2 separate regions of the Mus musculus genome follow, and region 1 is linked to region 2. A link is a contact called in ENCODE Hi-C data. All regions are on one chromosome and are shown on one strand. Each heading gives the region's core, a stretch centred on a gene start or an enhancer-like site at or near the end of the contact. The rest is flanking DNA. Distances are from core to core; before and after follow the strand shown.

Region 1 (6,980 bases), core at 2,850-5,349, 1.3 Mb before region 2:
TCTCACAGAGCCTCAAAAGCTTAAGAATGTCATCAGATAGCATCTTGCATCTGGGGCCTACAGGAACCCCCCCCCCCCCATCTTGATGCGACTGCATCTCTGACATATTTTAAATTTGCCTTGAGTCATGACTTGTTTGTTCTATAACATTAGAAGATGTCATGAAATTGCCTCCACGTTAGAACGTGGAATGCAAAGTAACTTAAATCTGTGTTCCTGGGTCCTGGTCACTCAAAATGGCTTCAGAATAAACCAACCCTCCCTCCCTCCCTTCTTTCTTCCTTTCTTTTTCTTTTTTCCAAGATGAGAGTTGTAGTTTTTTTGCATCAACAGTTTCTACATCAAGGAAGGATTCATGCCGAGATGCTAACTAGATATGAGGACCCAGATTTCCACTACTTGCTTTGGTGTTTTGTTTTGTTTTGTTTTGTTTTGTTTTTGTTTCCCCACTTAATTAAGGGACTACCTATAAGAAAAGGCTCTTTCTCTATCTAATGCAATAATCTCGGTAGTTTTGAAGCTTTTCCAAGGCCACTCACTTGGACTTCCTATCCATTCTGGGGTAATAATGTAGGGTTTTTAAACAAATCTGAATGGCAGAGAGGGACCTGTTTAAGATGCATCTCATTCTTCCTAAGTAAAGTGAAAGAAACCAAGAAGTTCAAGAAAAATACGTAAGATGTTAGCATAGATTCTTAAACTAATACATTAAAACGAAAGCCCTGCAGCAATTCGCAGCAGTATAATGGAAGTCACTGGAGTCTTTCTCCCGGTATATTTTGAAGAGTAAATTTGATTTTCTCAGAGAGAGCAGCTCTGAGGGAAAGCAGCTGTTGATGGGCCATGATTTCCCACTCACCACAAAAATGAGGCTGCTTCTACCTCTCGGTCATTGTTTATTTCTGCAATCAGATGCAGATTTTTTACTTACACAAAGTAAAAGGGATGCAAGACACAGGGACAGGGTCCATCTGAGTGCTTCAAAGGATCCGGTAGGAACATAAAAGTCAAATTCTTCTCTAAAATATGGTTGAAACAAAACTCTGTGTAGACAAACTAGCTTCCACATCCTAGCAACAGCTCACTTACCTCAAACAAAACAAAATCCAGAAAAACAGCAATTATGAAACCCAGTGTGCCTGTGACAAGGGCGACAATGGTGTGTAACTGCAAATCAAGGCAAGGGCAAGTTCATGGAGAAACCTCTCCCTTTATCAACCAAACACTCTTACAATAGTAAAGCCCACATAGGCCACTGGAAGGTAAAGACTGACCTCTTTCATTCTTTTCACAGGACATGTTAATGGAAAATAAATAATATTTTCCATCTGCCTGGGAAAAAGTCCTTCTGAAATCAACAATACAATGTAAGGGCTTTGGAAGGGGGAAATACCGCATATCCCAAGCTACAAGTCAAACTGATTTTTATTTAAATGCATCTATATTCCCATCTCCACACTGCCTTTGCTGTCAACTGTACATTCAAATCATGGCTTTTCTTGAGTCCTTGAGAAGACTCTGAAACAATTCAGATTCGAAATCCAGGGGAAAAAGCCTTGGAGGTGAGTCAGAAAGTCTTGGAATATTTCTTTAAGTGTGTTAGAGAGCAACTTAGAAGTAAAGCAATCCCTAAATACATATTTCTTTTGAGATTATGGTTTAATGTGCTCCCAGAGTCTTCACACTACTAGGGAAGTACTAGGGAACTTCTTATACAACCCACTGAAAAAATAGCTTAGGAAGGTAAATGAAGAACATGACTGGTGTCAGATGTGTCGCTGTTGGGTTTCTTAATCATTTACTGATAGAGGACCCTTCTGAGAATCACCAGACGTGACAGTGTCATAAAATAAGCATTTATTAACAGTATTGCATGTTCTTTAAATTTCTGAAATCTTTCTTTTCTTGAGGTGGGATGGAAAGCTACAAGCTTACAGATACGGTAAAGGCACTTGGTTGAAAAAGATATCCTTTTAAAGTAAAGGTGTAAGGGACTGCTATGCCACATTTGAAAGGATTTATTCATTATAAACAAGACTTCAGAAAACTGCTTGTAAATATCTGCACATTTTTTTTAAACCCTTGTAAACCATGTAATTCTTTGTTGTTGTTGTTGTTGTTGTTGTTTGAGACAGGGTTTCTCTGTATAGCCCTGGCTGTCCTGGAACTCACTTTGTAGACCAGGCTGGCCTCGAACTCAGAAATCTGCCTGCCTCTGCCCCCCCCACCCCCCCACCCCCCCAGTGCTGGGACTAAAGGCGTGTGCCACCACGCCCAGCTCGAAACCTCGAAATTCTTAAGTTTGGACTTTTTTCTGAAAATTATTGTCTCTTGTCTCAAAGATTGTGTTTTGTTTTGATTAGAGAACTTAAAAAAAAGGTTTTTAGGTTCACAGCAAAGCTGAGCAGAGGCATGAAGCTTCCCCCATGGTCTTTGACAACACATGTCCAGCCTGGCCCCCTCACGATCTACAACACCAGGGTTCGGAGGCGGTCATTTAAGAGACACAGCGGCTTATCGCTGTTTCCCAAGTTCAGGTTCCTCACTACAGTTCACTTTTGTTATCCTACATTCTGTGCCGTTTGACAAAGGTATGAGTAAGATATATCCACCAAGATAGTATCCTGCATAATAGCGTCATTACCTTAACAATCCTCTCATTTGCTTATTCATCCTTCCCTCCCTTCAAGGACAGCATTTCCAAACAAAGACAACCTATCATTTGGGACAAACACCTAAAGACGTTCTTATATAAAAACTCAGTAAGTTCAGTGTGTGTTCATCAACAGAAGACTACACAGCACATCCGCTGCTTTCTAAGTGGCAAGCACAGGTAACCAAAACACACGTTAAAAGAATAAATATCAAACAGGAAGAGACTAGAAAGAATCTTCTATTTCCTGTTCTTCCCTTCCCTTCTGAGTGTTGATTTTAATCAGAAGAGACCAAGGAACTGTTTCCTAGGTTCAAATTTTTATTTATCAACAGCTTCCTAAACCTCATACCATATATTTGCATACGATTTGAAACCTTCAATTCTGGCACAAAATAGAAATTCCCTTTTAGAAGATGAACCTGCAACTGCAAAGCCGCAGAAGAAAGTTTCCTCAACTTGGCTTTCTTACTGTGCACAACTTCCTTCCTTATTTGAAAAATGACCAACTAACTTAAATTCACTTGAAAGAAAACAGGCGCAATTCCCGAGAACAAGACCTTTAAGGTCGAAAGTTACAATAGAATGTGACGTCAGCATTCTTTTGAGTCATAGTCTGGTCCCCACCTCTTTCTCCCAGGCGACCTGAGAGACCTAATCTCGGAGCTCCTCAGGTAGGGCCTTTATAGCCTGGACACCAGGAGCAGCCAGGAGGGTGCTCCGCAGGCGGGGCCGCTGAGCACCTGCAATGACCGCTGTTTGTGCCTGGCTGCCAAACGGCATTTTCTTTTGAGAATTAACTCCGCAAGAAGGAGACAGTGTTTTGGCACTCAAGCCATAAGTGAAACACATACACATCCCCCAAAAGTCATCACTTCAGAAGTTATCAGCAGGCGCGGGTGTGAAGGAAGTGTCACCAGTCAGCAGCCACTTTAGAGCGCCTGGGGCAGCCAGACTGCAGGGGAGGAGGATGTCAAAGCCACATCACTGAATCACACAGGCTCCCCAGAGCGCTGCTTCCCCAGGCAGGAAGCGGTGTCAGCCACCACCTCGCCTAAGACTTCGCCCAGGGCTTGGGGGAAGGCGTGGCCGAAAGGTTTTCCGAAAAGTTTCAGGCGCAGAGACAGCGAGTTGCAGGGTCCCGCTCCGCAGCGACAGTCACCCAAGGGATCGGGGTCCGGGGAGTCATCCTCCAGCCGCACCCACCGGGTCTGGTCCCGGAACCCGGACCAGCTCCCGCGCTCAGGTGAGGCGACCACGCCCGTCGCCCGCCCCACTCACCTTCTTCATTTTGGTTTCCAGGTCCATACTGGGCGTCGGAGGGGCTCAGTCCCGCGTCCGCGATCTCCGCTGCGGGAACTCCGGCGCCGCTGCCGCTGCTACTCAGCATGGGCACTCGAACTTCCGCAGCCCGGTTCGGCAGCGGCTGGGACCTGGAACAAAGAGGCCCTGGCAGCCAATGGCAGCGGGGCAGTGCCGGGTAGCGGCCAATCAGCGCGCGCCGCACGCACCTTCGCAGCCAGAGCGTGCCGCTAGCAAGGTGAGGGGCGGGGCCGCGAGGGGCGGGGCCCTGCGGAGTTCCCTGGGCGCACCGACTTAGTTTCTTCAAAGCCTTGCACCCACTGGACTTCTGTGGGGCCATCCTTTCCTCCAGCTGAAGAGCAGACCCATACCTTTACATTTCGGTAGTTGTACTTGTGTGTCCGAGGACTTTTCAAGCAGGCCAAGAGGAGTGAGTGACCCTCCCAGTACCAACTTCTTGGCTGATTTCAGAGACAAAAAGAAGTCATGGAGCTCCTTGGGCATCCCAGAGATGAGCACGGGCCCTGGTTTCACTATTGAATGGTGGAGATGTCCATTTCTCCAATGCTTTCTCTAGAGTCCTGTGCACTTCCAAGGAAGCTTCTCTCACATCGTTGATGCCCATCAAGACTACCACTATATTGTTTTGTGAGCACTCAACACTAAAAAGCAACGGGAGGCTCACAGCAACTACTGCAGAAGTAAGTGGTGTCCTTGTTTGGGAAACAGGGTTCCCTTTTTGGACCTACTAAGTGGGAAAAAGGCGAGCTGCTCTTGCTTCTCGTGAAGTCTAGTTTCAAACTGCGGTCTCACAGAAGCCTGGGCCACCAAGAACCCATTCTATCTTTTCTTTCAATAGCTATTGCGGAAAGAACCTCATCTTGGATTGTTGGGGCGTGGAGGACCCTAGGGATTAATTTACTTCATACATCTTGCAAGGATCTGTAGGCCCCGAAGTACAGGCACCTCTCAGATACAACATATTGGGAACAGAGCTTGAGTCCCAGTAAATTGGGGGGACAGGGGGTGTGAGTTAATTATGCATCTATGTGTGAGCATGCCTACTTTTGAGAGCAGGTTCACTTAGAGCCCAGAATAAGTAGAATCTTCTGAGGTTGGAGTTCCAGGCCGCCGTGAGGCCCCTGCCTTGGGGGATGGGAACTGAAATCAAGTCCTCTGCAAGAGCAGCAGGAGCTTTTAACAACAGAACCATCTCTCTAGCCCGAAGTAATTTTATTCAGTTCCTACTACATAGAAATTGTTGATGGCTAGGTATCTGGTGATCTCCTAGTCCAGCGTCTACATATGCATATGTATATATGTTTTCCTCTATATGCACGTGATATTAAAAATAAAATCTCCATATAATGCAGATACTTGGGTCGAGATGTTTCATTTTACGTCTGGACATTTGGTAACTAAAGCACTTCAAAATACACTTTAGCCAACACTTTATATACTGTTGTACTTGATAACTTGTTAATACTGCTTAACAGAGCATTGGTTTAACATGTGTATGTTTTCAGTATCCAGCTAACAATGATCAAAATAGCTTGTTATAGTTTTTGCTTTACATTAAATTGGAATAAAGTATTCTAAGGCATTTTCCCAAATCACCCCACAGACTTGGGTCTACAGAGTCTGCCCAGTGTGGGTGTTAATGCACTCTGATGAGATCTGGTAACATTTCTGCTTTTCCAGAAAGCTTAACAGAGAGATGTCCCGGAAATCTGTCTAAAATAGCCATAAAGCAAATGTTGTGACATAAGCCTGGGGCCCTTTGTTTGTGAAAGAGAAGAGATGACACCAAGAAAAATGATATGGAAGTGTTAGTGTTTGGGTTTTTGTGTGTTTTGTTTTGTTTTTCCATCAATTTTTGTCTTCCTCCTTTTCTTCCTTGCAAGCCTTCCCAATATTGGAATTCAGTGGTTTCTAACTGGAGTTTCCATCTTGCCGATTATAGATTATTGCCAACCATTTGTGGATAATTTATAGAAATTGAAACAGGGTAGATCAATGTTAGGAGAACTGGACTGAAATCTTTTATCAAGTGGTTAAGTGTTAGACAGCAGAGGTGTCAGGAGCTAGAACTTGCCCAGTTTGATGACTGGAGTCAATGATAGATGAGTAGACAGATGCAGGCATTTCTGGTGTCATCATCTCTGGTAGATTTAGGGGGAAAAGGAATCTATGGGACAGGGCAGAGTTTTATATAGCTGTGCATTTGTCACTGCAGATATGGACAGGTAACAGGTATGGTTTTGAATATATTGGACTTGAAACTGGGATGCTGAAACACATTTAGAGATTAGGCCTATGTTGGAATGGTGACTTGGGGAAGTTAGCTTCCCACCTGGATTAATTAAAAGTCATGAGTGGCATCAAGAACAGCTTAGAGGATGGTAAACTAGAAGATCTGGATGACAACCAGTAAGCCAGGCTGAACAGGACCAGCACGGACAGCTAAAAAGCCAGTCAAAGGAGGCGAGAAGACCAGGGTGAAAGAATCAAAGCCATGTATCAAAGAGAGGAACTTTGGGGAGGAAGGGTTAGCCACCGCCTGAAATACGAGAGAAGGATCCGGTGTGAGGCGCACTTAGCAGAAGCCATTGATGCTTTTGGAGGGTGCATCGTTGGTGAATTGTGGGCACATAGTACTTAAGAATTGGAGCTTCTTTTGTGTCTACTGGAGTTCTGTGGTTAATGTTTAACTTGGCTCCACCCCAAAACTCATGGAAAATCAGCCAAGCACATGACCTTCTCTGGCAGAGGAGAAATCAATCAAAGAGAGACGTGTTTTGTTTTGAGTGTCTTTATTCTTAGAAAAATAAGCAAATATACTAGATTTTACACAAACATACTAAAAAGGTCTTTATGTAGACCAATATGTATTACAATAATAATATGTAATTTTTTGCACTTAAAAATAGGCCGTGGGTAATCTAATTACAATCTATGATCAGTGAAGTGACTGAGCCCTTCCTGGACCTCTGGGCTGTCATGGACACTGAGCAATGTAGACAGG
Region 2 (6,593 bases), core at 1,645-4,144:
ACTATAATATCTATGCTTTCAAAGCAACAGAAAAGTTCACAGAAGCACAGCGGAAAGGTCCGCGTCCAGGACTGTCCTTTCAGTAAAGAAAACCTTGCAAACTCAGTGTTGAAAATGCAGCAGGCTATCATGTTACGTTTCTCAACCCCACATTCCAGGTTCTAGAAAGGAGCCCAGAATCTGATTAGGAGGTTCAAACTAGATTTTAAAAATCCCTAAGATTACTTCCAATTTTTAAGAATTACACCTTGGGTTAACATAGTGAATAGTTCATCACAACATACTAAATGTGCTTTTACATATATTAGGTGCACATATAATAAGTGTGTTTAACACGGCAGAAGACATATCTCACATTCCTTTTTTTTCTTTTGCAAATATCTTCTGTAAATGTCCCTTAAATGTTATATTTTCCTTACTTAATTTAGTGTGTAGAATTTTAAAACTAAACTTTGATTAACTGAACACTAGTGTCCTACTATGCTCAGACACTATGTTTTGTTTCCCAGCGATAGGGTGAGCAGGTGGGACTATTGGAGGAAGGCAATGTTCAATTGCAAGAGGACATTGGTTTTCCATAGAGAGATATACACGTTGTATGCAGCTAGCGTTAACCTCAGGCCCTTTGAGATGTCTTCCTCCTTGTGCGCAGATCACCTGACACCAAGCAGCTTTGTACACAGGAGGTACCATGACAAGTTCTTCCAGGAGATTTTAACCATCCCTAGCGTTAACACTAGATTTTGTGCGTATTGGCTATTTCCAAATCCAATTTTTTTTTTTTTGGTTTTTTTTTTTTTTTTTTTTTTTTTTTTTTTTGGTTTTTCGAGACAGGGTTTCTCTGTATAGCCCTGGCTGTCCTGGAACTCACTTTGTAGACCAGGCTGGCCTCGAACTCAGAAATCCGCCTGCCTCTGCCTCCCAAGTGCTGGGATTAAAGGCGTGCACAACCACACCCGGCCCAATAGTTTTACCTGGAGTGTTTGCAGTTGATTTTTGGCGTAAGCATTGTTTACCAGGAGTGATTAATGACTGAAGTGGGAGTATAAAGAGCCTATCGACGAGTGGCTATGACTGTGGAGGGTGGGCGGGCATGGCTAATGGCAGGGAGATGACAATGTTGACAATGCAGTGTGTGTAAGACGGGCTGCTTCTGAGAAAACGTGTTTATCAATCTGGTTCTTCTCTACAGCTAATCACTTGGATTCTCTCTGTTTAGGAAAAGAAATGAGTCACTCTTCTAAATCGAAATGATAAACATAACATTTCAATTTACGCTTGGATGTTTTCTGCTACTATCTACTCTGGTTAGAACAGCAACTCCTTTCCTCCCCCCCCTCCCCACCCCCCACCCCCCGAATTAAAAAGAGAAGAAAGAAACTTAAGGCAGTATATATTTGGGTACTGGGAGACAAGATTTTAGACATGCTTAAAATCAAGAGTTTTGGAGAGCTGGAAAGTTATCTGGTGTCTGCCAGTCAGAACTGTCCTCATTGGAATTGTCCTTACTGGAAAAGGGAAGAGAAATGGTGAGAGTCTGGTTCTGCCACCAAAGAGCACCTGAAGTCTATTACCTTCAAAGAATTTTAAAATGTGGTTATGGAAGCTTCCCAGAAGCAAACGATTTTGTTTTCCCTTTGGAAGAACTCAAAAGAGTTAATTCATTCTTGGAACGTGTTTATTCCAAAACAAACGTTATTGAAAACATATGCACGAGCCATTCCAAAAGAAACTGGTCTCAGAAACCTGGATGCTTAACCTGGGGGTCAGAGTACCCCACAAGAACCAGAAAGATGAGGAGAGCCCACGCTAGCTCAGAGAGCAGAGACTGCCCTGCATGAGAAAAGAACATAAGAACTTAAGAGTACTAGACAAGGGTTGGAGACTTCACACCCCTCCTGAGTCCCAGGCCAAGAAGTGCTTAGGCAGAAGGTAGAAGCCATCTAGTCAACCAGTTTCTAGCAAGAAAAGGGAATAGAGGGGCCAGGGATCCCGCCCTCCTATCCGGTTGTTGATCTGGGGCAGTGATCCTCTGGCAGACTTGTTTAAGTAACATAAGTGTGCAAAAGTTCACAATTCCGAAGTTGAAGCCCATCCTCGCAGTTCCCCACTCCCACCACCACCACCACCCATCCCTAAGTGTGCAAGCACGTCCCAGAAACTCGCAACTCGCAAGTACTTGTTACTCACCGTGGGCCGGGGAGCCCAGCCGGCCGCCGCCCGCCTCGACCGGGCACTGCTGCTCCGCGGGCCCGGGAGCGAGGGCTTCACCCGCGCAGGACATGGGCCACGCTCCGAGCCAGAGCCGTCCCCGCGGGGTGCACGGACCCCAGCTGCTTAGGTGCTGGGTGCAGGAAACGGCCTGCCTCTGGCGGGAAAAGCAAAAGGGACAGCAGGATCAACTGTTTTTAGAGCACAGCACGCCGCAATGCCTGGGCCATTCCCTCCCCCTCCGCGTCCCTCCTCCAACTCCACCCCAGGGAAGTTAGGATTTGAAAGCAGCCTGGGGGGACGCTGCGAACGGGACGCGCGCGCTGGGAGGGGACGCGCGGGGACTCGGCGGCAGAGCGACCTAAGGGACCTCCACCTACCTTGGCATCCCCCCCGTGGGCTGTTCCGGGTCCCTTCCTCCCGCCACCGGTAGTCAGCGAGGCTCTGGCCGCGGCCCCATCACGCCCTGGCAGCCTGACCACGTCCCTCCGGCCCCGGGAGTGGCAGCGACAGTGGCAGCCGCCCGCGCTGACTCCGCGCACTCCGTCCCTTCCCTCCGGGCAGCCCCTCTCCTCCGGGAAGGACTTTAGGATCCACTTGTGCGTCTCTTTCACCCTCGCGCTGCCACTCCTACACTCTTCAAACACTTCTCTCTCTGTGGCTCCCTTTCATCATATCCGGATTGGGGTGGCCTCGAACTCTTGGCAGACAGCCCCGAGGTTGGGGGCGGCGCGACCTAGGTTTGGCCCTGAGCTCCCTTGCGAGGGAGCTGTCTGGGTCAGGAGGCCAGAGCTGGACAGGCCAGATGCAGGCTCCCTAGCCCAGGCCCACCAAGGTTAGGGAAAACAGGGAGGGAGCTAACCTTGGCAGCTCAAACATCTTCAACCTTTCTGGGAAAGTCCCCCTCAAACCACTTTCAATCCTGCCCTTCGATAGACTATTAAATAATCTTGAGGAATGCCCCAGGGAAGCGACCTTTGAAAACAGGGAAGGGTGTGTGTGTGTGTGTGTGTGTGTGTGTGTGTGTGTGTGTGTGTGTGTGATGAATGTACATGTGTGTTCAAACACACACACTGACTTTCCTGGTACTATGAAGACATAAATGTGTATTTAAAACCTTGTTCACAGGTCCCAAGTACTTGTCTAATCTCTTCATCTTTTTCTTTTTTATTACTTTACTTCTGTCAGACAGGATTCCTGATCTGGTTAAACCAGTTGCACAGAGCCACCCAGGAGTGCAAGGTGAACATTCTTGAGCACATCTGTCCTACCCCAGGCTGAGTGCCTCTCTGACCGTGTGACGTCTGCGGGAAGCTAAACTGTGCTCAGACGTAAAAGGTTCATTGTCGGTGGCTTTTTAAATGAAATGTTCTGACTGTGGCAGACTCTAAAGGGCCAAGAGCAAGTGTAACGGGCTGTTAAGAACTTTTATACATCTGGTTAATTTTTGTTCTTTGTTTGAGTGAAATGCAGAGTTCAGTGGAGGTGCATATCAAAACTGAAGAAACTTAATGGTTTCTCCTTCTCACTCACCCCCATCATTACTAATAATACATCAGGAATGTTTATCTTCAAAAAGTGACCATTCAAGTTCTTTTCAACTGACGGAAAAGGTCTATTTCTTACCTCTAAAGAAACAAGAACTTGATTTCAACTACTCCGAGAAATCAATCTTCAAAGGTTCTGAAGGCAGGTATTTGGATTCCATAGAAAATGGCATTTTTCTCGGTGACCTATAGCTAATAGATATGGCCCCGTTTTTAAATAAAATTTGTAGATTCATAGATGACATTGTAAAAAGTGCCTTAAGTCTCTTAAGAACGTGTCAAGAGTCTGGACTACATAGAACCTACTGTTGTGATCATAAAAAGAGAAAGAGCTATAAAGATATGTTCTAGCTGGTGGGGTGTGGGGAAGGGGGTGTCTTGGTGGGGCCCATGTCAAGCCATCCCTTCTTCCTGAGGGACCAGTCACAGGACTGTATAGTATAGAATAGAGTTTATTCAGGGCAGGGGGAGGGGAGTTAAGAGAATAGTAGAGGCAGAGAAAGGCAGAGAGAAGGAGAGAGTAGAGAAGTAGAGACCACATGGAGAGAGAGGGGAAAGGAATGGGGGTGGGGGAGCAAGGGAGCAATGAGCAAGAGAGGCAAGAGCACAAGAGAGGGAGGAGGAGACAATCAGCCCCTTTTATAGTGGGTCAGGCCTACCTGGCTAATGCCAGGTAACTGTGGGGGTGGAGTCCAGACAGAATACCAACACCTACCTCTTGGGACCAGGTCAGTTGTGGGGAAGGCTTGTCAGCATTAAAGAACACACAGGAAACTTGTGCTCTACAAAGCACAGCCTTTGCTTACAAGAGTCAGTGAGAAAGTTCTGCAAAGTTCTTCTTTGTCCCCTTACTGTTTATCTCCTTGTTCAGTTTGTTCATTCTGTCACAAGCACATGGTACCCTTGTGGAGGTCAGAGGATGGCCTCCAGTCCTTACCTTTCACCTTGTTTGAACAGGGTGCCCTTATTGTCCCTAGCTACACACACCAGGATAGCATGCAGACTTCTGAATTTACAGCTATTTACATGTCTCTAACACCCATCTCCCTGTAGGAACACCAGAATTATAAGGCTACACTTCTATCTCTCCCAACACACCTTCTCAGGCTTGCACACAAGCCATTCTCCCACAGAGCCATCTCCCCCAATAAATGTTTTTTCATCGAATTGCACACCATATTTCACTTTTACACATGACATAAGATACCTAACTTTTCTGATAAGATGAGCATAAAACATCCTCTTTCACTATGGTATGAATGTTGGACAGCCAGCCAGTTTCCCAAATGGGTGGAGTTCTGCAGGAGTGAGGGGTGGAGAGTGAGGTCAGGGAACTGGGATAAAGGAGAGAGACCTTCTCTGAGAATCTTAGTGTTACAGATCATTTGGGCAAAGGCCTTCTCTGAGTATCTTCAATGAAACAGCTCTTTTGCCAATCTTAGCTTGGGTGAATACCTCTATTGGGGTGGACCAAGGGTATATATGAACTTTGGAGAGTGGTAAGGCACTTTCCTGGTAAGTGAAAATCATTGGCTAAAGTTTTAAAGTTCTGTGAATAGCTCATTTCCATGGAGAGACATTCCAGGAATCCCCAGGTACTTGCTCGGTGGATTCTTATTGGGAAAAGAGCAAGAGGAAAAGAGGAAACTGAACTTGTAGGTCTGCCAAGGACTACTGGACGTTCCTTCCCCTAGGTAGAAGTTGTGGGGAATCAGGCTTCCCAGACAAGGTCAGAGAATTGGGAGTCCTCCATTTTGTGCTGAGCTCAGAGAAGCTATCTGGTCATAGTAGATAGACTTCAGCCTTAAACAGCAGGGTTTCTCCATATTCCACTGTTCCTTGGATTAAGTATAAGCGTCTTGCTCTAGCAAGGGAAGGAATAAAATTCAAGTAAAAATATTAGGAACCAACCAGGACACTGTGTTGTAGAGTCACCAAGTTGGTCAAAAGCTGCATCTTGCTCCCTGTTGACTTGGAGTACGTGAGTCAAATGCTCTGCGCTGCGGTTGCCTCACAAAGGGAAGACGAGTGAGCTTCTCTATGAGGACTTAATAAGGTTATATCCCGATAGCATTTGGAAAAGTGCCACGTGTGTGAGAAATGCTCCAAATCATTGACTATTGCTCTCCCGAAAGCGTAGGGTTATGAGTACCAGAGAGTAGGATGAGGGAGAGCATGGAGAGGGAGTGGCTAGTGGCTATAGAAGTGTATCTAGATGGGAGGAGTAACTTTAAAACCTGTAAATCTCACTACAGCAAATAGGGCCGACAACAGTCTCTTATAGGTGGGAAAGAGCAGATACAGAGGTTTTTCCAAAGGAAAGGAATGAAAATGCACAGATACTATGCATTAAATAAAAACTAACACTTTCAATATTAATTTACCTCTCTGGAGCAGCAGAAGCATTTTACCTATTAAAAAGCATGAGCCAAGTCAAGTCAGATTAGATTAGATTAGATTAGATTAGATTAGATTAGATTAGATATTAGATTAGATTAAACACAGGTTTATTGGGAAGCTCTTTTCAGGAGAGTTCACTGGACACAAGGACTGAGGCTAGGAGAGTCACTATGGGAAGGAAGGGGGGAGCGGAGAGAATGAAAAGAAGGGCGGGGAGCCCAAAATGTGTGGATTATATAGGAAAGAGCCTCTGGGGAAAGGATAGCCCAGCCCTAAGGCTGGGAAGTTCACAGTTAGGGGTAGGGTACACCAGGTAGGGACTGAGGAGAACCTGTAGGCCAGGTCTGCTTTAGTAGGAAAAATATTCATCTCAGTCCTTTGCCCAAGAGTCTCAAACCAAACAGCTATCATCAGGCCCACATCAAAGCAATGGGT

The links. A loop is a pair of places that touch in the nucleus more often than their neighbours do.
Region 1: a map of T-helper 17 cell shows a loop between it and region 2 (4-fold over the local background). The contact joins the promoter of Tes here to the promoter of Mdfic in region 2. A Hi-C loop is called at or near these places in 3 of 37 maps with a recorded cell type or tissue (T-helper 17 cell and regulatory T cell).

The regions. Positions count from the first base shown.
Region 1 is chr6:17,062,268-17,069,247 of GRCm38, reverse strand. Tes (testis derived transcript) reads right to left here and starts at 4,099. Exons shown (of 7, transcript NM_207176.3): 1 at 3,935-4,099. The coding sequence starts at 3,961. Gm15473 (predicted gene 15473) reads left to right here and starts at 3,661. Exons shown (of 2, transcript NR_167659.1): 1 at 3,661-4,656.
Region 2 is chr6:15,716,962-15,723,554 of GRCm38, reverse strand. It overlaps Mdfic (MyoD family inhibitor domain containing), which reads right to left and starts at 2,894. Exons shown (of 5, transcript NM_175088.5): 1 at 2,592-2,894; 2 at 2,191-2,368. The coding sequence starts at 2,284.